Regions from separate parts of the Homo sapiens genome. Here region 1 is linked to region 2. Evidence: chromatin loops called from intact Hi-C (ENCODE). Cell type or tissue: thyroid gland. All regions are shown on one strand. Each heading gives the region's core, and the rest is flanking DNA. Links, peaks and the distances in the headings are about the cores only.

Region 1 (16,244 bases), core at 3,013-11,012, 130 kb after region 2:
CACATGGGAATACAGTGGAGCTGGACTCTCAGATCTTCAGAGGGGGAGAATCAGTGGGATTTGGTGATGGATTCACTAAGGGGGATGAGGTTTAGGGAGGTGGCTGGATGGTGGTCCTGTTTCTGGTTTGGGCATCTGTGTGGTGACATTTACCAAGACAGGGAACCCCAGGAGCAATTCTGCAGGACTCGCTCTATCTTCTTTACTTAAAAAAAGGCGACCGTGAGAACTGAAGATGCCTCTTCCAGGAAACTGCACTCCACAAACTTGAGGAAGGGGCCAGCAGCACCTTGAATTCACCAGTCCTTTCTCAGCACTGCTCACTGCCAGTGCACTGCCCTGCTCCTCAAACTGTCTCTATAATTGGACTTTGTGTACAATAAGTACTCAAGAAAACCCAGCGCCTTTGGCTGACTCCCATAGCATCTCAAACCTAGCCACAGCTATACTTGATGATTTCAGGTGTTACTCTCTGGCCCCTCACTGCCCTGTACCAACACACACACATATCTCAGGCACCGTAGCAGCCTACAAACCCACCAGGGCCTCTCTTCACTCCTGAGTCATGGGTGCACACCTCTGCCTGGAGCTCAGCCCCCAGCCACCCTCTCCCTATTCTCAGGCCTATGCTCAAAGCCTACCAGATCCCCAGGCCTCCTGAAATGTCTCTTCTAGCTAAAAGCCGAGCAGCGAATGCTGTGTCAGCCTGAACCTCCTCTCCTGCATTCCTATGTTCAATCACACAGAGACAGGTAAGCAAAAAGACACAACCCATCCTCCCACCATACAAATATAACCACCTGGTTATCTTGGCCCATAAGGTCCAGACTCTCAGAAAAGGGGGTGTCCCCTTAATAGTGCTGAGCTGAACTTAACCCAGGGAAGAACACAGGGCTGACTCAGATGCAGTCTCTATCAGCCAGAAGGGGAACAGGCACTCACCCAACTCACTGCAGTTTAAAGTTAACTGTCATTGGTACTGTTATGGGCTGAAGTGTGTCACCTACTCCAAATTCTCATGTTGAAGCTCTAACTTCCAATACCTCAGAATGTGACTGTATTTGAAGACAGGGTCTTTAAATGGCAATTAAGTTAAGATGAGATCTTATGGGTGGGCCCCGATCCAATATGACTGGTGTCCCTATAGGAAGAGGAGATTAGGACACAGACACACACAGAGGGCAGAGCATGTAAGGACACGGGGAGAAGATGCCATCTACAAGCCAAGGAGAGAGGCTTCCAGAAAATGGTTCAAAAACCTGCTGACACCTCACTCTTGGACTTCTAGTGTCCAGCACTGTGAGAAAATAAATTTCTGTTTTATAAAATACTCTAGCCGCCCATCTATGGTATTTTGGATGGCAGCTCTGGCAAACTAACACAAGCGCTACAACAGAGACACAGAAAATGCTGCAGGAACGCAAAGAAAGAGACAGAAATCCCCAGGAGAAGCGAGTCAGCACAGGGGTTACTTGTGTGGGCTCCAGAGTGGACTGGCTGGGTTCCAACCTCCCTGATCTGCTATTTCCCTCGTGAGAGTCCCCACCTGGCATGGTGGTTGGAAGGATTAATAAAATGAAGCAGGGACAGCAAGGATCAGAGAGTGAGGCACCGTAAGGCCAGCTATTTACAGAGGAAACCTGTGTCACCTAAACTGGGAACCCGGAGACAGAGGAGACTGCAGGGCTGCTGGTGGAAGAAAGGTCCTGTCCAGCAGAGGGGACCCCATGAGCCAGGGCTCGTGGTTGGGCTGGGCAAGGTCCAGGAAAAGCAAGTCACCTGGGGGAGCTGGGGCCAGGGGAGGGAGGCCTGGGCAGGAAAATGGGGGTGAGATGGCAGAGGGGAAACTGGAACACCAGACTAGATTCTGTTCCCAGGGAAAGAGAAACCATCAGATGTTTGTAAAGCAAGGAAGTGGCAAGATGGGAAGGGAATCCCGACAAAGCCGCCAGAAACGAGATTGGGATTGAGGAAGGAGAAACAGTTGCAGGCTTCTGTGATGCAGAGGAGAGGCCAGTGAGTGATTTGCGTTCTTCTATTTGCTCATCTGAAATATTAATTTCAATGTTTGCATGCATAAGCAATGCGAGAGCCCAGACGCAGCCGCTCCTCTCCAGCTCTTAAAAGACTTTCTGTGAAGTGTTCCTGGAAGAGACAGTTAATGCCTTGCCCCGCTTGCCCCGAAATTGATTTCTGAGAAACAGGGCCCTGCATTTACGAGCTGGCCGCGGGGACGGAGGATTTCTCAGCCCAGCCCCTCGGCCCATCGCACCTCCTGGGCATGGGTATGTAAGGAGACTCAGGAGCCCAGGTTGCCAAAGAGAGAGTAGTCTTTAGGGAATTCAGTGGGCAGTGGCTAATGAATAAATCAAAGACTGCCCTCTGTGCTCCTCCATTTAGCAGTGCCATGCTGTTTAACCTTTGATCAGACAGTGTGAGCACGTGCCCTGTCTTTCTGCAGGAATGGAGACTGGCTGTGCCAACTGTCATTTCTTTCTAACTTACCCATTATCTGGGTAGCAGAAAAGTCGAAAGTTGCCGGTAGGTTGGATATTATCTAGTTCAACTCTCCTGTTCTGCAGATGAGGAAACGGAGGCCCAGAGAAGAGATTTACTCAAAGTTTTCCAGGTTTGTTAGTGCGACAGATGACACTGGAACTCGGATGCAGTGACTCCCAGCCCAGTGTATCATAACATTTCACGTCCACTGGAAAAGTGTTGCCTAACACAAATACAACACAAGCCATGTGTGCAGTTTTAAGCCTTCAAGGAGCCACATTAAAAAGATAAAAAGAAACAGATGAAATTGGCCTTAATTTACAGACACACCAGGGACATGTTCTAAAAAATACGTCATTAGATGATTTCATTGTTGTGCAAACACCGTAGAGTGTACGCACACAAACTTAGATGGTATAGATCCCTTATCATCTTACCGGACCACCGTTGTTATGTGGTCCATCATTAATGAAAATGTCACGATGCATGACTGTATTCTGTTGAATGCAGTATATGCAAAATATACAGATTCTGTCTGTGTACACCTTCCCATTCACTAGGTCGGATCACTTTCTGTACCTGCTCAGGCCTAGCCAGGCTGAGGGTGGAAAGGTAGGAGTCAGACTCCAAATAGAAGCATGAAGGCCTCTCCAAGGAAAGCCATCAATTGCAAGCCCATGAAGCCACACATTTAGCAGAAAATGTGCACTTCTCTCAGGAGCATTAAGCATATAGGGAAATATTCCCATAATCAAAGTGTAGGCTGTGGTAGACGCTGTCCCAGCCAACAACAGACAGAGGACCTTTTATCCAGCCACCCATTTCCAGGGTGCTTTTTGCTGACAAGGGACGCCTGTGGGCTGCTGGTATTCTATCTATCTCTTGAGGTGGCTGGACGTGGGTGGCCATGCCAACTCCTGGGCAGAATACTTGAACAGAAGTGCCTGGGGGGACAGAAGACTGCCCCTCACCCTGGGGCACTTATGAGGTCAGCCCAGATGACTCATATGGAATTCCCAAGCCCCCTGGATCCAGGAAACTACTCCAACCTCCGGAGTTCATTCTGGAACTATGCCAAGTGCCAGAAATCCACTTCTATCCAAAAGTTCAGAATTCTATTTTAATTCTCCTACAAGCTGCTGCCTGCTGACTTGGCGTCCGCCCTCCTCAAAGGTGTCAACACGCTTTGAGGGCCAAGTGCTTCTTCTCTGACCCTCCAAACAAGTTCCCATGTTGGCGCCACAAAGCAGGTGGACCACCTAGAGCTGCTGATAAGCAGCGGGTTCCCACAATAACAAACCCCTAAAAGCAAAGTTGGCCTTTTCCCCACCACCAGCTGGTCCATGGCGCGGCTTACCTGAGTGCTGATCAAGGCAGATGCTGCCATCAGAGGAGTTAAGAAGTTCCTGGGACAACAGGTGGTCCCAGTTTGATTGTGCAGAGCTTGAATCTGCAACTATGCTGACCAACCCATGTGGGCTATTGAGTCCCTGAAGTGTGTGACTCGACCAAACGGAGACATGGTTGGTGTAAGTGCAAAATATGCACCAGATATCAGACATAGTATGGAGGGGGAAAAAGGATATAAAAATTTAAAATTCCTCACTGAAAATATTTCTGTTGATTATAGGTCGAAATGATATTTTTTATGTATTGGATTAAACACAACGGATTATTAAAATTACTTTTACCTATTTTTAATTTTAAGGAAACTATTTTAAAATTACCTATGTGGTTCACGTTTTATTCTCATCAGACCGCACTGTTCTAGTGGAAGCATTTCATTTTGGGGTGCAATTCTGATGGCATTGGCTGAGATTTGGCTAGCAGTGTGGGGACGGATGGCATGAGCCTGGTGGTCACTATCCAGGACATGGGATGTGAAGTGGGAGGACTGGCTGGGGATGCTGTTGGACATGAGAGGCCACACCCCCATCCCCTGCTCCATTCACTGCCCTGAATGTGCAGCTGAATTCATTGCCCCAGTTTAAACCATGGAACGAGAAGCCATCAGCCTAGGCCCAGGTCTCTCCACTGCTACCACTGTGGTATGCCCCAGAAAACCTAGAACACGATGCTCCAAAGGAGGGGCTGAGCTGTTTATTGCTTCTCGCCCTTTAGAAATGGAAGCTAAAATTTAGGGCTGAATTTGGGGGCCTTGTCAACACAAAGGATCCTTGCTCTGTATCTTGATTTTGGTGATGGCCATATGACCCTACACAAGTATAAAATTGCACAGAACTAAATACATGTACACACACACACTCCCCTATATTATTTCCTATAACTGCATGTGAATCTACAATGATCTCATAGTTTAGGTCCATATTTGAACACCCATATTCATACCACCATTATTCGCAATAGCCAAAAGGTGGAATACCCTAAGTGTTCATCAACAATGAGTGGATAAACAAAATGTGGCATATTCATGCAATGGAATCTTATTCAGCCTTAAAAAGGAAGGAAATTCTGCCGGGCATGGCGGCTCACACCTGTAATCCCAGCACTTTGGGAGGCCGAGGCAGGCGGATCACCTGAGGTCAAGAGTTTGAGACCAGCCTGGCCAACATGGTGAAACCCCGTCTCTACTAAAAATACAAAAATTAGCCGGGCATGGTGGTGCAAGCCTGAATTCCAGCTACTCAGGAGGCTGAGACAGGAAAATTGCTTGAACTCAGGAGGTGGAGTTTGCAGTGAGCCGAGATCCCACACTGCACTCCAGCCTGGGAAACAGAATGAGACTCTGTCTCAAAAGAAAAAAAAAAGGAAGGAAATTCTGACATCCACTACAACCTGGATGAACCTTGAGGACACTATGTTAAGTGAAATAACCCAGACCCAAAAGGACAAATGCTATATGATCCCACTCATATGACACATACTGAGTAGCCAAACTCGTAGAGAAAGTAGGATGGTGGTTGCCAGGGCCTGGGGGAGAGGGGAGTGGAGAATTGTTTAGGAGCTCTGGTGTTTCAGTTTGGGAGGATAAAAAGAGTTCTATGGCTGGGTGGCAGTGACGGTTGCACAACAATATGAATGTACTTAATAATTAAGATGGCCAGGTAAGGTGGCACACACCTAGCTGTGGTCCCAGCTATTCAGGAGGCTGAGGTGGGAGGATCGCTTGAGCCCAGGATATCTAGGCTATAGTTCTGGGCTATGCCAATTGGGTGTCCGCACTAAATTCCACATCAATATGGTGACCTCTTGGGAGCAGGGGACTACCAGGTTGCCTAAGGAGGGGTGAACCCGCCCAAGTCGGAAACGGAGCAGGTCAAGTCTCCCATGCTGATCAGTACTGGGGATGCATCTGTAAATACCACTGCATTCCGCCCAGGGCAACATAGCAAGACCTCATCTCTAAAAAAATAAAAATGTTTAAAATGGTAAATTTTATGTCATGTGTATTTTACCACAATTTTTTAAATCTAAAAATTAAAAAAAAGTCAGAGCCTTTTGACCTAAAGATCGGTGCCTCTCTTTTACAGTTCACCCTGTTCAAGGAGGTGAACCAAAAAGCTATGGAGCCCATTAGAAGGAACCAGACTTCCAGCACCTGGGTAAATAACCTGTAAGGGAAGCAGGAGCAGAGAGTGGTCCTTGGTGAGGTGCTGGGTGCCGGGGAAGGTGGGGGCCAGGTTGGTGCCTGGTGCCTGTGCTGCACCCCAGTCATCCCCAGCACACTGAGTACCCAGGTGGAGCTCTTGTGCCACCCAAAGGTGAAATTAACCTGTGATTACAAAGTTAGCTTTGATCAAAATTGTTGGTAAATGTAGGGGTTAGGGAAGTGAAAGCGCTAGAAGGAGGCATGAATGCCTAGGGCTGAAAGGGGATGGAGAAGGCAAGGACAGATCCCAGGGTCAGCAAATCGAATCTACTTAGGGTGCGAGATGCGGTGGGCTTTTGGGGACATATTCTTCTATACCGTATCACCAGAGATACAAAGGTTTTTTTTGTTTGTTTGTTTGTTTGTTTGTTTTGGCAAACGAAAGGGGTTTTTATAGACCAACCCTGTTGTACCATTGAAATAGCCCCAGTTTTCCTAATTCATGGGAAGGGCATGAAGAACCCCCTGCGTAGGGCAGGGCAGGGAACCTATCTGCACTCCAAGCAGTTGGCCACCGAAAGGAGATAACTTCATGATGCTTCCATTGAGAATCTCTGAGACAGTAGTTAGGAGAAGGGAACTGCCAGGCTGAGATTTTTCCGTCATCTGATCATGACTGAGTTCAAGATAACAAGAGTCCGTTTTTGGTAATGGAGGCATTTCAAAAGAGAATGATTTTGTTTCCCTTAAGTTCACATAGGTTGGCCGGAAGCCCCCAGACTGCCTGGAATACGCATTAAAAACGCCAGCTATCTCAGCAATAATTTCCAGCCCCAGGCCATTTACTAAGACACACAGCACCTCTACCACCCTGCTCTGATGCACCGCCACGGCCATCCCGCAGACCTGTGCCAGACGGCAGCGCCGGTGCCTCTGCACCCGACCGCAGCTGAGAACGTGTGGCTGCCCGTATGATTCTGCTCAGTTCATGGTGTCTCCTCAGCCACTGTGTCCTGAGCCAAGAGATTTGAGTGTTTATGAAAACCAGCATTGTTTTCCCTCTTGGTCATGTAAGTCATGGGAAATTTTTGTGTGGTGATGCATAAATCCCAGAAAGTTTGGTTTAAAAAGTTCCCTAAAGTGTGGGTGGTTCCTCAAGTATGTCCAGATTTAGTGAATATCTTGAATCCGTAGAACAAGCCTGAGAGTTTCACCCAAATGCCATCTCCGTGAAGAGGCCCTCCAGATTCACGGACACCCTCATTAGTGAGTTCTGGCAGCTGGCCGTTAGATGTAGGACTTTTAAACTCAAATTTAAAATGAGTCTGCATGCCTGAGTGAGCAGAGTTGCTGGGAAATATTATGCTTCAAGGCAGTTCAGGCCAACTCTCCCACGATCTAAAATCCTTCTATTAAAAAAGTTATAATTCATCCCGAATAAATTAGCTGTCCTCTTTGAGAAATCTTCCTTTAATGTTTTGCTTAATCCATCAACAATTATTTCATGAGCACCTGCGCATCCAGGCTTGGCAATGCCACGGATTCTAATTCCTTCTCCTATCCTCACTCCTCATCCTCATCAAGAAGAGGATTTGCCTCTGATCCTCCACCATGACTTGGGCAGCCACTGAAAATGATGCTTTAAATAAATGTGTTGATGTGGAAAGACGGCAGGGCTTATGAAGGAGTATGTATTTCATTCCATTTTCATAAATATGTAAATAGTATGTGTTTAATCCCACTTTTATAAATATATATTCTTGGGCAGATTAATATATATTCATGTGTATATTTCAATAAAACAAAATCTAAAAGGATATATACCAAGGTGTTAGCAGTGATGATCTCTAAGTAGTGGAATTAATTTTCTTTTCTTTTAGCTTCTCTGTGCATTTTTTCTAAAGGAAACACATATTATATGTTAAATCAAAAACGGAAAATGTTGTAAAGGAAACAGTGGCATTGAGAGAAGATGGTAGTTAAGTTTGGTAGCCATTTAAAGAGGTTTACGGCTGGGTGGAGTGGCTCATGCCTGTAATCCTAGCACTTTTGGGAGGCTGAGGCAGGAGGATCACTTGAGTTCGAGACCACCCTGGTCAACACATCAAGACCCCGTCTCGACCAAAAAAAAAAAAAAAATAGCTGCACATGGTGGTGCATGCCTGTAGTCACAGCTACTCGGGAGGCTAGGGTGGGAAGATCACTTGAGCTTGGGAGGTCGAGGCTGCTGTGAGCCGTGATCACGCCACTGCACTCCAGCCTGGGTGACAGAGCGAAATATTGTCTAAAATAATATAAATAAATAAAAATAAAGAGGTTTATATGTTTCTGGTTGGGGAACTCAAAGTTTTTTCTGAGACTAAAGCCTTCTGTACAGGAACATTTTAGGCCTAAACAAAGAGAAAAGGTAAAGTTTATATTTTTCCTATGTGACCGGGACTAAAAAACATACATACATAAATATAATTTTATATTTTTAAAATGATGCCTTTGCAACCTCCTCCTTAAAATGAGGAAGGAATCTTCTCTAGTCTGGTCCAGCTGATTCCTGGCGCTGCCTTTGTTGTTCTTACTGAAACAAAGGCTGCAGAAGAGACTAGAAAAAGCAAAGAGAAGCTAAATTGATCTGCATACGGAAGAGCATAACGCTAGCAAAAACGGGGGAAATACACAAAATGGGGAAGGAAGTGGACAGAGCTGGAACAGAGAAGGGGAGGGAAAGTAGGGCAGAAGAGGTGCAGCTGGGATTTTAGGGGGGAAAAGAAGTAGAGAGGAGAGAGAGAGAGAGAGAAGGCATTGAGCAATTGCTCTGTCTTGTGGCCTTTGGAGCAGGAGGAGAGAAGGGAAGTGGAAGAAGTGGAGACCTCATTCATCAAAAGAAACTGTAGCAGAGCACGCACTTTGCCTCCTCCTCCAGAAAACCTTCAGTGAAGACAGGCATTGCTCTTGAGGGTTGGGGCTCTGGTTTGTACCTCTGGGGATGGATTAGCTGAGATGAGACTTACAGCTGAAGCAAGAAGGCCCAAATTTAGTTGGATCTGAAATTTTGTTTTGCAAAATTGGAAATCCAGTCAGCTGAGAACTCCCTAGGACTCCACCTCATCTGGCAAGATCAGGAGACAGCCCCACCCTGTCTTTGCTGAGCAGTGAAGGGCAGTCAGATGGGCCATTGGGATGGGCCCTAATCCAGTGTGATTCTACTAAATCTGGGCCTTCTTGCTTCAGCTGAAAATCTCATCTCAACTAATCCATCCCCGGAGACAAAAACCAGAGGCCCAGCCCTCAAGAGCAATGTCGTTCTTCACTGGTTTTCTGCAGCCCCTTTCCAGGGACTCCACCATCTCATCGTGAGCCCCAGCAACAGTATTTCCACGTCACTGGCATCCTGGGTGCCGGTCCAGGGTACCCATCTGGATTAGTTTCCTAAGGCTGCTGTAAAACTGACACAAGCTGGCTGGCTTTAACAACAGAAATTGGCTGTGTCACAATTCTGGAGGCTGGAAGTCCAAGATCAAGATGCTGGCAGGGCAGGTCCTTTCTAAGGACTGTGGGAAGGAGCTGTTCCGGGCCCCTGTCCGGGCGTATGGATCCATCTTCATCACGGCATGGCCTTCTCCCTGTATGTCTGTCTCTGTGTCCAAATTTCCCCTTTGTTTGAAACCAGTCACACTGGATTAAGGCCCACCCCAATGACCTCACTTTAACTTGATCACATTTATAGAGACCCTATCTCCAAATGAAGTCACCTTCTGAGGTACTGGGGGTTCGGACTTCCACGTGCCAATCTGGGGTGGAGGAGACACAATTCCACCACCATGCGCACTGACAGCCCCATGGCCGGCGCACACCCTTGGTGCCAGCCCCAGAGTGACTGGCGGTCACTCTGGGGGCCCCTCCCTTTTCTTTCACACGTGCTCACTTTGCAGCTGTCCAGGCCATTCTGCCCTCATCTGAGGAATTTGCAGAAATTCCCCAGAACTCAGGCTTGGTGATTTCACCCTTCCCTGTTTTCAGCCAGCACAGAGTTTTGTCCTAGGCTTCTGTTTCTCTGCTGAATTCAGTAGGGATTGAGGAGGGAGCAGAGACTCATGGGTGGGTTCAAACCCCTTCCTTGAAGCTGATGTTGCTTTAAATCTGCTTCCCTGGAGGGCCACAAGTGGGCCAGGACGCTGTGTATGGTCCTGCAGACAGCTTCCTGCTCCTGCCCCGTCCTGCCCTTGGACAGAATTGGGCCGTGGACTCATTTTCTTAGGGGACTCCTCCAACCCTCATGGGGACACATCTGCTCCTTAAAGCGTGGGTTCTCTGCTACAGATTCTGAGGGAACGGTCTGTAGCTGGAGAGACTGAGGAATGAAAGGTACATTCAGGCCATGCAGAGTCACTTAGCTGAAGGGTGGGGCGGAGATGGACAGCTGGACAAAGGGGCACAGAGAGGTTCGGCCTGAGGAAAGTTGAGAGGAGGGACTGCATTATCATGGAAGGACATGCTGCTTTGATCCGGATGAAGGAGCTCCCATGTCTTCTAGCCATTTAGGTGCAGCAAAAGATTTGCATTAAAACCCAAGTTACTGGAGTGAAATACTGAGGGGAATGTGGTTCATGAGAATAGCAATTTACATTTGAAAAACATTTTAAATCATGTCTTAAAGGATTCATAATTGTAGGGCTTCTTAAAACTAGTGGTTTTCATTCAGAGGCCCCAGGGCATGCTTGGATTTCCCGCACAGGCTCCTGTGGCCAACTCCAGGGAAAAAGGAGAAAGGATTGGAGCAGATGCCAGAAGCACCCCGCTCTTTCCTCTCCAGCTCACCCTGGCTTGGAGCAGAGACGTCATCTATCACTTGTTTGGTACAACAAGCTCCCACACAGGATTTTATTTGGTAAAAGATCTCCATGATTACAAAAAATAAATGCATGCATGCATACAAGAATATATACATTAATTCCACTGGTTTAGCTAATTAGTTTTCCATGCATATATTTTTATAAGATTATATACATGGAAAACTCATTTACACAGGTACTCAACTATACAGTACAGATACTCAACATACCCGTGATTTCAAGGTCGTAACTGCTGCTTGAAGGTGGACATGTGTGTCTATAGTTCATTCCTAATGAGAAAGATCATCTTCAACACAATAAGGAACACACTTTAACCTAAGAGGGGTGTCATCTCCAGAGAGGATGTTCCAGCCATTGAAAACAAGAAGTGCTCTGAAGCAGATCGAACTCTGGCTTGGATGCTCTGGCAGAGTCCTGTGTGTACCAAATTAGCATTTCAAAATGAAGCCAAGTAAGAGAACCAGCTCCTTCCTGAAAGAGGCCATGAGGGTCTAAATGTCCCACAGATCTGGCTGTCTCTGTGGGAAACCACCTCTTGGAGAAGGAAGATCTGAGCTAGCAGGGCCGTGCATCTTCCCGAAAGCTCCGTGTTCCTGCTTCAAGGCTATGCTTCCCAAGAAAGCAGATCACGGGGTTATTTTCCTGACGCTCCCCTCCTGGGGGATTAAAATTCTTATATTTTGACATGGGGGCAGTGAGCAGAGTGGCCAGAAGGACAGTCTTTGGTGGCTGCTTGGCCCCTGGCCTGGTTTGATTCTGTTCCCGAATCATTAGTGGAGAACTCCTATATTCAAAGAACGGTGGTAAGAGCTGGGAGTACAAAAGTGAGAGGGAAAAAAAAAAAAAAACCGTCTTTGCCCTTAAGGGGCTTTGGTGTATTTGCAGGAGAGAGTCTCATGAACAGATGACTGAACGTCACGTGGAAAGTGCTATCCTAAAAGTGCACTGTAGCACCAAGGAGCACCAAGGTGAGGTAGAGTCCAGTGCAGAAGCTAGAGGCGGCCTCTGGAGCAAATTCACCTCCACTGCCTCACAGGACTCTATGGATTATTGGTCTATAAATACCTCTAGCCATCACAAATGCACTTTCGCAGAAGGATTGAATTTCAGCATTAGAAGCAACCTTCCTAGCCGTTAAACCCTTCACGGATCTGATGCTGGAAGCCCCTCTAGGACACACCCACCAAATGGCTTTTTTGAGTTGCTTTTAGGACAGGATACTCACTACCATGTGGGGAGGTGCTTGGACTACCTGGGCGCCCATTGAGAGGCGTCTGGCTTTTAGAGCTTGCTGCCAGCTTTGGGGAGTGTGAAGGCTGAGGAATGACGCTCTGTGTGTCTGGCTCAGCCAGCAGGCACAGGGCTCCAAGCACGGGGATTCCAGGGCCTCAGGTTGCATCTCAAGTGGCGTAACTGAGCAGTCAGCTGCTGGCAGTCACTCTGAACACACGCTGCTCCTCAGGGCACGGCATGTGCCTCCCAAGGCAGCCAGCCCATTCCAAAGGGTCAGAGCAAAGCACACAGTGCCCTCAATAGTCTGCTCCCTTATTCAGCCCTGGCCTATGGTAACCTAAGCCTAGGCAGGGGCTGTGGGCACCGCATCCCTCAGCTCAGCTCAGCCTCTAAGTGCATTGTGCTCTGTTTCCACGTGCTGCTCACCTTGTTTTGGGGATTTCTAATCTCACTCACATCCTTCTATTTCTCTCATGGCCTGCAGGTCCCCTTTTACTATTCCAGGTGCATCAGAAGTGACGGTTCCCATGAGCATAGGGGCTGTGTCTCTAGTGAGCTTTTCCCAGTAAAGTCATATTATCCATGTCAGTTCCACCTTCAACCCCAACATTCCCTGACTTTGTCGTTCAACTCCCTTGTCCCCTACGGATCCCTCTTTTTCACAACTTCTAAGACACTTGCAGTCCACACCTTGTTAGCAAGTTCTCCATTACATGCTGCTTTGTGCTATTTTCCACTGGTTTCCTCTCTGCCGTCCTCCCTCCAGCAAGCCCCTAATAAAGAAGAATTTTGTTTCATCCACCTCTGATATTCTTTGAAGGACATGTAGGTTTCAATGAATGTTTGTCGAATGAAGAAATGAATACACAATTTGAGCCCTGCTCCCCCAAATCTTATATATAGGGGCACAGAGAAACAATAATGAACAATTACAAAGAAGCAGGAGGAGTATGTGCAGGATATGGAGGCAGCCCAGAAGTCCGACGCAGTAAGTACAGGTCCTCAGGAAGCATTAGGTTGCTGGACAAGCAAGACATACACAAGATCCATTTCTCCCACCTCTGCTTGTTATCCATTCCACACAGACACCAAGCCACCGTTCTTTCCTTACAACAGGCATCTTGGCTTGACGCAAAAATAAGAAAAAAATCTTACCATGAAAATCACGGTGACTGCTTCTGTTCAATGCTTTATAGTCTTCAGGGCATTCTGTGACCAAATCACTTGTGTATGCCAATGATGGATGAGATGCCTTCTGCAGCTCTTTCTACATCAAATCCCTTGATTTGTGGAAAAAAGCAGAGATCACAAGTGACTTTCCTGAGTCCCCGCAGGCAGGTCAACATGGGACTGGAACCAGGATCCAAGGAGCTCCACGTTATCCCACACTAAATCTCTTCTGTCCAGCTGCCTCTCCCTCCCCAGCCTCTCCTGGAGTTGGAATGAACTCTTTCCACAGTCTGCCTCAAATGATCGGATTATTGGACAGCATCTTTGCTTTCAGGAAAAATGCTATGGCAGCCACAGTGACACCCAACTTACCTAGTGATGACAAATTATATGTGGCGTTCCAAGCTGTACCTGGGGGTTTTCAGGGTTATTTGCACCTAATTATAGGCCCCCTCTAAGACTCCCACAGTTGAAGTCCATTACAGTAAAACTCTTCCCTGATTGCATTTTTTTTTTTTTTGAGACGGAGTCTTGCTCTGTTGCCCAGGCTGGAGTGCAGTGGCACAGCTTTGGCTCACTGTAACCTCCACCTCCTGGGTTCAAGTGATTCTCGTGCCTCAGCCTCCCAAGTGTCTGGGATTAGAGGTGCACGTCACCATGCCTGGCTAATTTTTGTATTTTTAGTAGAGACGGAGTTTCATCATGCAGGCCAGGCTGGTCTCAAACTCCTGATCTCAAGTCATCCACCCACCTCGGCCTCCCAAACTGCTGGGATTACAGGCGTGAGCCACTGCGCCCAGACTCTCATTGGATTTTATTAGTAATATAGTGACAGAAGGGTGCAAAGAACCATGTTTCCACCATTAAAGAAATTTGGGGTCTGGGAGCGGTGGCTCACGCCTGTAATCCCAGCACTTTGGGAGGCCGAGGCGGGCGGATCACGAGGTCAGGAGATCGAGACCATCCTGGCTAACACGGTGAAACCCCGTCTCTACTAAAAATACAAAAAAATTAGCCGGGCGTAGTGGCGGGCACCCGTAGTCCCAGCTACTTGGGAGGCTGATGCAGAAGAATGGCGTGAACCTGGGAGGCGGAGCTTGCAGTGAGCCGAGATAGCGCCACTACAGTCTGGCCTGGGCGACGGAGCGAGACCCCATCTCAAAAAAAAAGAAATTTGGGAAGGATCTTCTCTTTTAGTGTATTGATTTTAATAGGAACCAATTCCAAGATTATTCCTACGTCAGTAGAAGTATAATATTAGTAGTCATGGTGGTGAAGTGGTCTCTTCAGAAAAAAAGAAAAGAAGCTTGTAGCTCTTGCCAGTTCCTGTAGTGTAAATTCTCCCACCATGGCCAATTTTAAGCTACCAATGCAATGTCACCGTACACACACAGAGTTGGAAAGAGACTTACCTAGTTGGCTCCATGAGCCAAGACAAGTGGCTGCCACAGCCACCACCTTTACTGAGATTTTACTACGAGATAGGCACCCTTTCAGGCTCATTGAATCCTAGCACTTCACTATGATTTATCTATAACAATAGGGAAAATAAAAATAGGTGCTTACAGGTTTTGTGACGATTGATTGAAGTCATACACACTAACTGGTTGAGAGCAGTGCCTGGCAGATAGTGAGCATTCAATAAACAGAAACAACCAGAATTGCCATTATTACTGCCTGCATTGAATCTTCTCATCAGCCATGGGAAGCAGATGCCCCTCCCACAGCCGACAAGAGCCCCTCCTTGGTAAGCATGTGTGTGGCTAGAGCTTGGAACATTGTGCGTGGTCTTCTGGCCTCCTAGGGAGGGCCACGTCACAATTCATCTTTTGACCCTGCCCCCCAATTTCCCAGTCCTCCCTGAGGATGACAAAGTGGAGTGCTCTGGGAAGACAGAAGCAACAAAGGGGACCTTTTGTGACAGAGGAGAGCATTTAAAAAGAGAGACACAGAGGGCAAGGCAGGAGTGACCTCAAATGGCCAGAGCTAGAGCCCTGGGGCAGCAAAACAGGAGGCAGGTGTGGTTTAGCAGCAGCGCCCATTAGGACATCCCACAGGCGAGGCCTCCTACAGGGGTGTCTGCCCCACCTGCCCCACCCCTACAGCAGGTCCTGCAAAACCACCTGTGAGCTGTGGTTGACACTGAACTGCAGGGAGGATGCTAAGGGTGCACTGAGCTGAAAGCAGGTGACTTCCTTTCCACCTGGACAGTACACATAACTCATTCACTCAAAACAGAACCTTCCAGTTCCCCTCACCTGCCCTTCTCCATTGCAGGCACACATTAGCGTGGTCTCTGAGAAAGGAAGGAGAAGATGCCCAGCTGTGTTCGCTGGTATGTGTGTGAGGATGGAGGTGCTCATCTTGGCTTATAAGTACCAAGCTGTGGGCACCTTTCTACCCTGAAGTTTGAGTGATTCTGCAGCAATAGACGCTCAGGGGAGGATAGCAGAGGCATCCAACAGACAACTCCTGTGGCTCACCCAGGTCAGGGTGGGTACATTTCAGGCTGTCTTGTAGCTGCTTCTCTGAGGAGCTGGGTTCTGCTCCCCAAGCTCTTCACACACTCTCAAAGATGGTCTCTCCTGAGGCCACAGACGGCATCCTTGCCAAACTGCCCAGGGCAGGGGTACACAATGGGGGCCTGTTCCCGTGGAAGCCAGGAATATTCCATGAGAAAGAAGCAGAGAAGAAAAAAATGTCTAAATATCTGTTTTTGCTTCCTACACCTCACCCACTCAAAACATTAACTTCATACCAAGCTCCCACTGCATCAGTGTCCAGGGACTTCAGGAAGCCCAGGAAGGAGCAGAGGAAGCCGCGTCTACACCAGCTCTGGCATCATGTCAGCCCCACGGCCTCAGCCCCAGGCTTCACGAGCTTTGCATTTTCTTAAACGTTTGATGGAATCACGTGCACCAGCTGCAGGCCAATGATGCCAAGGG
Region 2 (9,863 bases), core at 1,864-9,863:
ATGTAACCCAAGGAAATGCCTGCTTCAGGCAGTCGAAGCCACACCAAGAAATGGAGCATTAATCTCCAGCAAGGACGAGGTGAACGCAAACGGTCCTGGATGGGACCCTGGGAGGACAAGCCCCACGACGCATCATAGTCCCCACAATGCATCATTCTGTGTGCACTTCTGAGCCTAGGGAGCACCAGTTGTACTTAAAATGAACTGGAGACCAGATGTTTTCTTCATCTCTGAGTTCCTGCACCACTTATCAAGTGTGAAACCTCAGCTAATCCAGGGAAGTTCACAGACAAAGGTCAAATCCTTTCGAGACGTTCAAGGGAAAGCCGGGCAAAACTTCAAGAATGTTTACTCTTCATTGTTAGACTAGGAAATATCTAATCTAGAGGGTTTCAGTGGTAAGCCTGGGCCTCATATAATTGTTTTACTTTAAATTTTGGGCTCAGAAATTAAAATTCTAGAAATGTATCTTTAGAAAGTCATGGATATGCAAAAATTTGGCTATAATGGTATTCATAGCCAAATAAAGGTGATATGTTTTATAACAAAGAAAAGTGTGAACATCCTAAATCTCAAAGACTAGAGGAATGATTGAGTAACTTTTGGTACAGTCATAAGATGAAATATTATGTAAGTATTAAAAAATAATGTCCAAGAAGAATGTTTAATGAAATGAAGAGCCATTCGTGATGGATACAAAATAGCACACCTATAATTTGTTGAGCACTGGCTATGTGCCAGGCACTGTGCTAACCCTCTCATTAAATACCTCCAACAATCCCACGAGGGGAGAACTGCCGTGACCCCCAAGACACCCACACAGTGAGAAAATGGTGGAGCCAATATATAAACTTTGACCACTTGAAGCCAAGACCCCAGGTTCTTGACCACTAAATGCCACCAAATGTACAGTCTTTGAGTACCACTGTGACAAAAATGAAAGTAAAACTGAAAGAATGCGAAGACTGAAGAATGCAATATGACAGAATTTGTTCAACACTGTGTCTCCAAGTTCTAACATTAAATGGGAGAAATAACTGCATGGAGCTGAACACATAACAGGATTCATTGTGACGAGCGATCGCACATCTCAGCCTTGTGCCTCCATCATAAGGAGTCTGTGACTCTGTAACTTCGGTGTAGGAAACGCACACTGCGTCAACCCCAGGGAGGCACTGGGAGGGCCACGAGCCAGGTCTTGCTTCATCTTTTGCACTGACCCCAAGTGGAGTCACTCCAGGCACAGAGGTGGTATGGCAGTATTGGAATAAGCTGTGCATCTTACAATGTTGATGGTAAAATGCAGGCATTTATATAGACCATGAGTTTAATAACTGTACCTTATACTTATTTAAATACATTGGGAGATTAAGAAAAATAAAAGGAAAAAAGAGAAGTGGTTTTGAAGTTTCTTGGTCTTGAGGGAGCCTGAATGAGCCAACAGTTCATTGGTTTAGTTATGTGACTTTAAATATGAGAATCCCTCCAACCCACAGCAAGAGCATGGTCAGACATGTGGTTCAGATGAGTAAAACTGCACTGACATTTATGGTCAATTTGACCGAGGGAGAAAACTCTCATGGTTTCCAATGGTCTATCACCTACTGCATTGCCTTCTTTCTCAGAATCCCTCTCCCTCTTGCTTTCCCTACCCTCCCTCCCTTTACCTCTCTCTATCCCCTTCCATTTTTTTTCCCTCTCTCTCTCTCACGTTCCAGCCTCACAATGTGAAACCATAATGAAACCGCAATCACTTGACTATCTGAATTCTATGATTTTGTGAGCTCCTTGATTATTGGGAGACCCCAGGTCATTTTCGAATTCCTCATCCCAGCAAAATGTTTCTGCCCATCCTCCCCAGGGGACAGTCCCCATGCTCTCCTGCTTTACTCCTGTCTAATCTTGGATCATTTAACCTGCAACTGTGTCTTGGGAATCGCTAGGAGGAAACACGATTACAAAGCATTTTCTAAATGTATGGGACCATGGAATTTTTATTCCCAGGTTACCTCCAAGACTTAGGTTCCACGGACCTCACTGTTGGAAACATTGGGCTCCACGATTCTAGTCTCTAACCATGGAGGCGAGCTGACGACAGTCACTTCAGGAAATGAAAAGGCAGATTTGAAGGCAGGAGGTAGAGGCTTAAGGACTCCAGGCCAGCGAAGAGGGAACAGAAAACATCCATAGAAGCCAACATTGAAGAGAAATGCCAAAGAAGTGTGTTGCTGTGATTCTGAGTAAGGAGCTGGGTGGATGTGGTCTGAGGTCATGTGGTTCTCCACAGGAGAGACATCGTTCCCAGTGGGGCTCAGGCTCTCCCTCGTCATATGTTTATTTCCCATTTGGGGAAGAACACAGTGATTCAATTCAGGGAGTGACCTTGTCACAGTCTTTGGAAGAACTGCCCAGAACCCAGGTAAGGCATTCTATAAATGAGCCCACGATGGCCTCTGGGTATTGACCACTTGGTAGTTTATTTCTTCACAGCAGGCTGGGAACCATCAGCTCAAAAGCCCACTGGCCTCAAATTCAAATTTTTACACATCCAGTTATTCTTAAAGTAGCTCAAACAAGCAGCCTTGTTAGCCGCTTGGAACCTGCCTGCTTTGCATGCCCCATGAAATCTTACTCGCATCGGCTGCCCTGGATACCATAGAGCCTTGTGGCTCTAAGACTCCAAGCTGCTATGGCCCTTCGGAGCTTTCTGACCTGGAGACTCCTCACCACACTGCTGAGTGACGTTGGTATCACCTAAACTAATAAGCCCTGTCTCCATGTCTCCCTGCCCCAGGAGTTCCCTTTTCTCTTTAGCTTTCTCCATAGTGGCCCCTGAAAGATCCCCAGCTGTGAAGGATTTTCCCCATCCTGAAACCCTGTCCAAGGCCCACCAATAAAGTTTGTTGTAATTTATTGCCTCTTATTGTCTTCTTTTCTGATCAGATCCCTTCCTGGAACAAATCCCCACATATGGACCGGGAGGGGTGGGATGCAGAGGAACCTGGAGATGGGCACAGAAGCCCAGCAAGGCCGCCACCATCTGTACATGAGGGAGGGGCAGGAAATCCTCCAGAGAAATGGAAGCATCCTGGTGGCCTCATTACACAGGCCTTCCCAGCTTCCTCACGTCACCCAGGGAAGAGTTTCTTCCAAAGAACCCAGGGGAAAGTGGTTCATGTGGATTGCTAGGGATACACCCCCAACTGGAAGGCCTTGTGAAAAAACCTTCACCCCGCAAGCTGAGAGCGAAGACTTGTTAGGAGGCTGAATGCATGGACTTCTCAGCCTTGGAGCTATATCAAATAACCTGGTGCCTCAGCCCGTGCATAAGCCCAGTGGCAGTCCACATGGTATGCTCCCACTCAGGGGACTGAGAGACCCCTTTTCACCCAACAATTTCAGTGTCTGATTATCAATCCTTACCTTTTCCACACAATGTTATGTGCAAATACCTCAATAGAACCCAATCTGGCAGGTCTCTTCTTAATAATTGCACATTGAAATGTCTGTTCGTCATCTAGGCCAGCGGTTTCTTGTATAAAGGAAACAAAAGTCATATAATTCCTTTTACTAAGGTCACTGACCTTTGCAGCTTCTTCCACGATGAGAGAGTAAACAGAAGATGACTAAGTGTTTTTGACATCCAAAGTCACCCACAGCCAGAACCAGAGTCTGGGAGAAGTGTATTTTGGACATCGTGACCTCAACTATGTGAAGGAAAGGAAAACTGAAGTCCTTTTAAAATAATATTCATTCAATAGATATTTATTGAGCAACAGCTACAGGCTAAAAGCAAACATCACACAGCCTCTTCAGTCTTTATTAGCATGCAAAACTAGCCCCAAATGCTCCCCACCCCTGTAAGGATGCCCCCTTGTGATGTGGCATTTCTGCTCCCTTCATCAAGAGGTGAAGTCTGATTCCTCCACTCTTTGAGTCTGGACCTGGCCATGTGACCTCCTTTAGCGAATGGGACATTAACAGTGTGACACAAGCAGAGGCTTTAAAAGAACATTCTCATTGGGATTTGCTCTGTTGCTCCTGGGGACCCTTCCACCATCATCTGAGCAAGGCTGGACAAGCCACTGGATATTGACAGGCAACACTGAGAGAGATCTGAACTGCCTGTGCCATCCCAGCTGAGGTCCTAGACACATGAGCCACCACAGCAGAGAATAGCTGTGCCTGATCTAGACCAGAATGGATGCCAAATAAAGCCCAGCTACCCCTCAATATTGTGAAAAGGAGTAATTTGTTGTGTTAAGACACACTAAGTTTTGGGGTGGTTTGTTACCCAGCAAACACTAACTGATACATTAACAATCCTGGACTTTGGGTTAGACACCAAATGCATTAGATTTGCAAATAGGTCTCTATGCCAGCAGGGGCAGAGGTGATTATCCCTGGCGGTAGCAAATTGACTTCCACTTGTTCCACTGGTTGTCTGGGACCTGAAAATGGACTGTAATAGTTGGCTCAGTTTCATCTCTAAAGGAGGAGAGTGGTTAAGGCCAGAGAGATTGAGAAGATTCCTGGAGTTCTTTGGGAGTCACTTGACTCTATAGAGACTCTCAGGCATTTTCTGAGAGTCTTGTGGTTCTCTGGAGAACGCTATGGATCTGTAGAGAGTCCCATAGATTTGTGGAGTGCTCTGAGGTATAGTGTCGAGGAGGACTTCTCAAACCAACTGGGGTGAAGCACTGTGTTTGTTTGTTCTTTATTTCTAATTCATCACAGTCAGTGACATGACCTACAGGCGGGCCATGGGAGATGGAACATGCCCACTATCATGCACTTGGATGCCACGACAACATCAAATTTCTATCAAATGTTCTAAAGTTTTATTCTCACTGTCTGTACTCATTTCACCACAGCCCTTTAAAAGTTTGTGAATTGGCACTGGTCCCATGTGGGAACAACACTTTGAGTAGCTTTGCTGTAGAAAGAGCTGAGGAGGGGCCTCTAAGTATACAGCCCCAGGCCTAGAACCATGAACTCCCAAAAGTGAAATGAGCTTGACCATTAACATTTTCTTTGAACACTGAACCAATATGCCATTTCTTCAGTGCCCAATGCAAGACCTATGGAAAATCAGATAACAGGTGTATTTGTCTGTTTTCATGCTGCTGTTAAAGACATACTGAGACTAGAAAATTTACAAAAATGAGAAGTTTATTGGACTTACAGTTCCACATGTCTGGAGAGGCCTCACAATCATGGCAGAAGGCAAGGAGGAGCAAGTCACATCTTTCATGGATGGCAGCAGGCAAAGAGAGAGAGCTTTTGCAGGGAAACTCCCGTCTTTAAAACCATCAGATCTTGTGAGGATCCATTCACTATCATGAGAACGGCATGGGAAAGACCCACCCCCATGATTCAGTCATCTCCCACTGGGTCCCTTCCATAACATGTGGGAATTATGGGAGCTACAAAATGAGATTTAGGTGGGGACACAGAGCCAAACCATATCAACAGGAAAACGTTTATAAAGAACAGAACATTTACTTCAGAAGGGCACTGAGTAATAATAATAACTCTCATCATTTAGCACCTCATTGGCTAGAAAAAGTAGTTGGGGTAGGAAGCATTATTCCGTAGCCATCCGTGAGCCACAGTCTTTTTTTTAATAATATTTTTAATATATACTATTCTTTTGAGTGTGGACATATTTGTAATCCATACAAATGATATTGTGCTCTAAGACCTCATCGTTTTTCATTTTTATTCAACACTGCTTCTGAAATCTAACCATGTTGCTATGTGTACATCTAGTTCAAGTTTCTTTCTATTATTATTACTATGATACTTTAAGTTCTAGGGTACATGTGCACAACGTGCCAGTTTGTTACATATGTATACATGTGCCATGTTGGTGTGCTGCACCCATTAACTCATCATTTGCATTAGGTATAGCTCCTAATGCTATCCTTCCCCCCTCCCCCTATCCCATGACAGGCCCCGGTGCGTGATGTTCCCCACCCTGTGTCCAAGTGTTCTCATTGTTCAATTCCCATCTATGAGTGAGAACATATGGTGTTTGGTTTTCTGTCTTTGCGATAGTTTGCTCAGAATGATGGTTTCCAGCTTCATCCATGTCCCTACAAAGGACATGAACTCATCCTTTTTTATGGCTGCATAGTATTCCATGGTGCATATGTGCCACATTTTCTTAATCCAGTCTATCATTGATGGACATTTGGGTTGGTTCCAAGTCTTTGCTATTGTGAATAGGAGCCACAGTCTTGATGACAAGGTTGATCAAGTGCCAGTTCGTCCCTGAAAGCTGGTACAAGGAGTGCTGGCGAGGGCTGCTCAAGGAGCCACAGAAATGACCCCCCAGTGCTGGCTGGAGTTCTCATCCACTTTGTTCTCTGTACTCCAGCTGAGCCCTTTCACCAATATGGCTCTACCCTCTCTGGGCTCTATGGGCCACACTAAGTACTTGTCAGGGAGGAAAAAGGCCCATCGCAGGATTTGTTGATAAACATGTAAAAGGACTCTAAAGGGTCTAAGAAGTTGTGCAATAAAAACAACAAAGTAGAACAAAATAAAAACCTGTTTATGGCCTGTTTCTTAGCCAATTAAGATCCTTTTTTCCTGTAACCCAAAAGGTAGCATGATGGTGCTTTGAACTATGTCCCAGTACATTTTCCCTTCTAGGTGATGGGTGGGTTACTACTCATGGTTTCTCTACCTTCAGACCCTGGCACTGGCATTCTAACCCTGGAAATTCTCTTGTGACCTCCATCTGCTCTTTATCTCCCTGACTCTCATTTGTCCTCTAGGTCTCAGGTTGTTATTTTTTGGAAAGTTCTTAAACTCCCTGAAAGGACTGGTTACTAATCCGTCTCTTGTATTCTTACAGCACCCCACGCTTCCCCACAAAAAGCACAATGTATTAGACCTGAGTTGTCTTTTTCTTTGTCTGTCTTCTGCACTAGTCTCTGAATTGGGCAAAAACACCATTTCTGACTCATACCACATGCTCCATAGATGGCTGCAAAATCATAAAAGTAAATTTTAACCTTATAGTTCTGGGCAGAAGGTAAGTGGCTCAGCATGTCACAGAAATAAACCCTTGGCCAAAGTTTTGTTGCATGTGTTTTCGTCCCACAAAACTGCAAATATCACAATCCTGTCACATGACATGAAAGAGATTGTGTGCCTGGGAGCCTGTGCCAAGCTGTTCTTCACCCGGAGGGAGCCCTCAACTGAGATGGGGTGGGGGACCCCAGGCTGACTGCTGACCTCAGTCATAGCTGGACCTAGAGGACTGGAAGTGAGTGAGATGGAGAGAGCCTCAGGTCACTAGGTCAATTTTATAATTCCAGTTCAAGTTCAAAGGTTTTTTGTTTGTTTGTTTTTGTTGTTGTTGTTGTTGTTTTAGACCGAGTCTCACTCTGTTGCCCAGGCTGGAGTTCAGTGGCGCGATCTCGGCTCACTGCAACCTCCGCCTTCCGGGTTCAAGCAATTCTCCTGCCTCAGCCTCCCAAGTAGCTGGGATTACAGGCATGTGCCACCACGCCCCGCTAATTTTTGTATTTTCAGTAGAGATGGGGTTTCACCATGTTGGTCAGGCTAGTCTTGATCTCCTGACCTCAGGTGATCCACCCGCCTGCTCCTCCCAAAGTGCTGGAATTACCAGCCTGAGCCACCGTGCCCAGCCCTGACATACCTAGATTTTTAACACTTCTCAATGTCATTGCTGGAGAGTCATTTTTAGGTTAGGAATACTAAAATGAGCATGATTCAGTTTATCCAAAGTTTTGGGATAAAGATGAGATGTGGAGGGAGAAGGCTGGAAGGAGGCATTGCTTAGGGACAGTGCGGGTTCCTACCCAGGTGTGTTCTAGCAGGCTGGGGAGAGCAGAAGGCAGCTGGTGCTTGAATAAGGGGTACCAGGAGCAAGTAGAAGGAAGATGTTGAGAAAATTTAGTGAGTACCAAAATGTGCTAAGCCCTAAGCGTATCACACACTGTTTCTTGCATTCTTCAGAGTAGCCATACACAGTCAGCCTTCCGTATCCAAGGGCTCTTCAGATTCAACCAACTGCAAATTGAAAATATTTTAAAATAAATAAATAAAAATTAACAGTGCAACAAAATAAAAAAAGACAAATGTTTAAAATGCAGTGTAACAACTATTTACATAACATTTACATCATATTAGGCAATCACAAGTAATCTAGAGATGATTTAAAGTACACACAAGGATGTGCACAGGATATATGCAAATACTACACCTTTTTATATCAGGGACTTGAGCATCCTCACGTTTTGGTATCCTCAGGGGCTCCTGGAACGAATCCCCTGAGGATATTGAAGGATTACTGTAATCTCAAATTATCTTAGGCTCAGAGAAATTCAATGAGATGTCCAAAATCACACAGTTACCATGAGTATATAAAGAACTATACTCACTAATGATGCAGTTTCAGAGAAATTTTTTTCAGAGCTTTTTTCCCCTTGCTTTAATTTTTTTTATATACCTAAAGTGACAGTGTTGAAGTTCCACCCAAATTCTGTCAAATCCCATTTGATCTTTTCCGTGTATCTGCTCCCTGGGCTGCCCCCATCACTCGGCTTCCAACAGCCAGTCCTGCCGCTCTTCTCTGTAGCCTGCTTGGGCTTCTGAGCCACTTAACCTGCAGGCAGAGAGAGCTGGGAATGCAAGAGCCCACCCGCCTGCCCCCCACCCCACCTTGGCCATTAACCAGACTGTCAGATTGAGGAAAATGAAGTCAGGTCGCTAGCTTTGGGATAGGATAATTATGGGCTGGAACCTACCTTCCAATGTTCCTCCTGGGATCAGGCTGAAGCTACCCACTGTGGATTTTGCCTGAGATCATACCCCTGCACGGCTTCTTCTCCTTGCCTGCCCTGTTTCCCCTCCCCCTTCGCCAGTCTGCCCTGGGAGCCCTCGCATAATAAGTCACTTGCTTGTGAATCCTTGTTGCTTGTTGCGGTGTCTGCTTCTGGGAAACCTGACCTTAGGCACCACCTCACATATTTTCTTAACGGTGGTAGAAAAGGAAAGAAGCAAACAGGAGAGCAGGGAAAGAAGACAGAAAAGATGAAAAAGTGGTTTCACTTTGGATTATGGGCTGTCCTTTGTCAGTCATGGCCTCATAACACATTAGACTGAAATTTCTGAGACATTTCTTTCCACACCACTGTTTCACATAATTGGTGCTTTTATGTCTAAAATTACAAAGAGACTATAACATTTAGAGTTTGCAAAATACTTGAGTAGGCTAGAGGGAACTCAGATTGGAAACTGGCAGCTGATGGGCTGAACTCAGCTCACTGATATGTTTGGTCTACACAGTATTGGGTCACAGTGTTTTAAAACTGAATTCATTTTCAGCATTTTAAACCTAGAGTCACATGAAAATCCCTGCTTCTGGCTTCTCTTGAAAAGCTGGGCTATTTGGCAATGCCATGTGTACATGACTGTATGGCAGGAGTCATTTGGAGCTGAGTAATGGCTCACAATTAGGTAGTATATTAGTCAAGATAGAATGGACTCTGCTGAAATAGCAAATAAAATCGAAATCTTAGTGGTTTAATCCAAGGAAAGATGATTTCTTAGTCACTCAAAGTCCAATGAGGGTTGGTAAGCACTATAATCCAAACAGTGACTCAGGGATCCAGGATTCCTCCTTCTTGTGACTCACCTTATCAACAAGTAGCCTCCAAGGTCACTGGGGGAAGAAAGAGAAGGTAGAGGGAGGAACACGTGCTCTTAATTCCCTGAAATGTCATTTTTCTTCAGAGCCTGTTGACCAAAATTAATCCAATGGACCCAAGCCAACTGCAAAGGGGACAGGGAAATATGGGAGAGCACACAGAATCTGGTGAGCA

Evidence for each region. A loop is a pair of places that touch in the nucleus more often than their neighbours do. Peaks named below come from ENCODE experiments on the same cell type or tissue, not always from the same donor. Only the 100,000 strongest peaks of a DNase experiment are listed, where the experiment ranks them.
Region 1: it touches region 2 in a loop (2.7-fold over the local background); 28 of 110 quality-filtered maps call a loop at or near these places.

The regions. Positions count from the first base shown.
Region 1 is chr17:15,402,825-15,419,068 of GRCh38, forward strand. It overlaps the pseudogene RN7SL792P. Among named protein-coding and RNA genes, the nearest start is that of CDRT4, 57 kb to the right of the region's middle. RefSeq lists enhancers at 6,938-7,438, 14,848-15,349. In thyroid gland, for the core only: no CTCF peak of the experiment used is centred there; DNase peaks (open chromatin) are centred at 3,407, 7,017, 7,317 and 9,186; H3K27ac peaks cover 4,640 bases.
Region 2 is chr17:15,269,663-15,279,525 of GRCh38, forward strand. No RefSeq gene overlaps it. Among named protein-coding and RNA genes, the nearest start is that of PMP22, 9.3 kb to the left of the region's middle. RefSeq lists an enhancer at 8,667-9,863. In thyroid gland, for the core only: no CTCF peak of the experiment used is centred there; no DNase peak of the experiment used is centred there.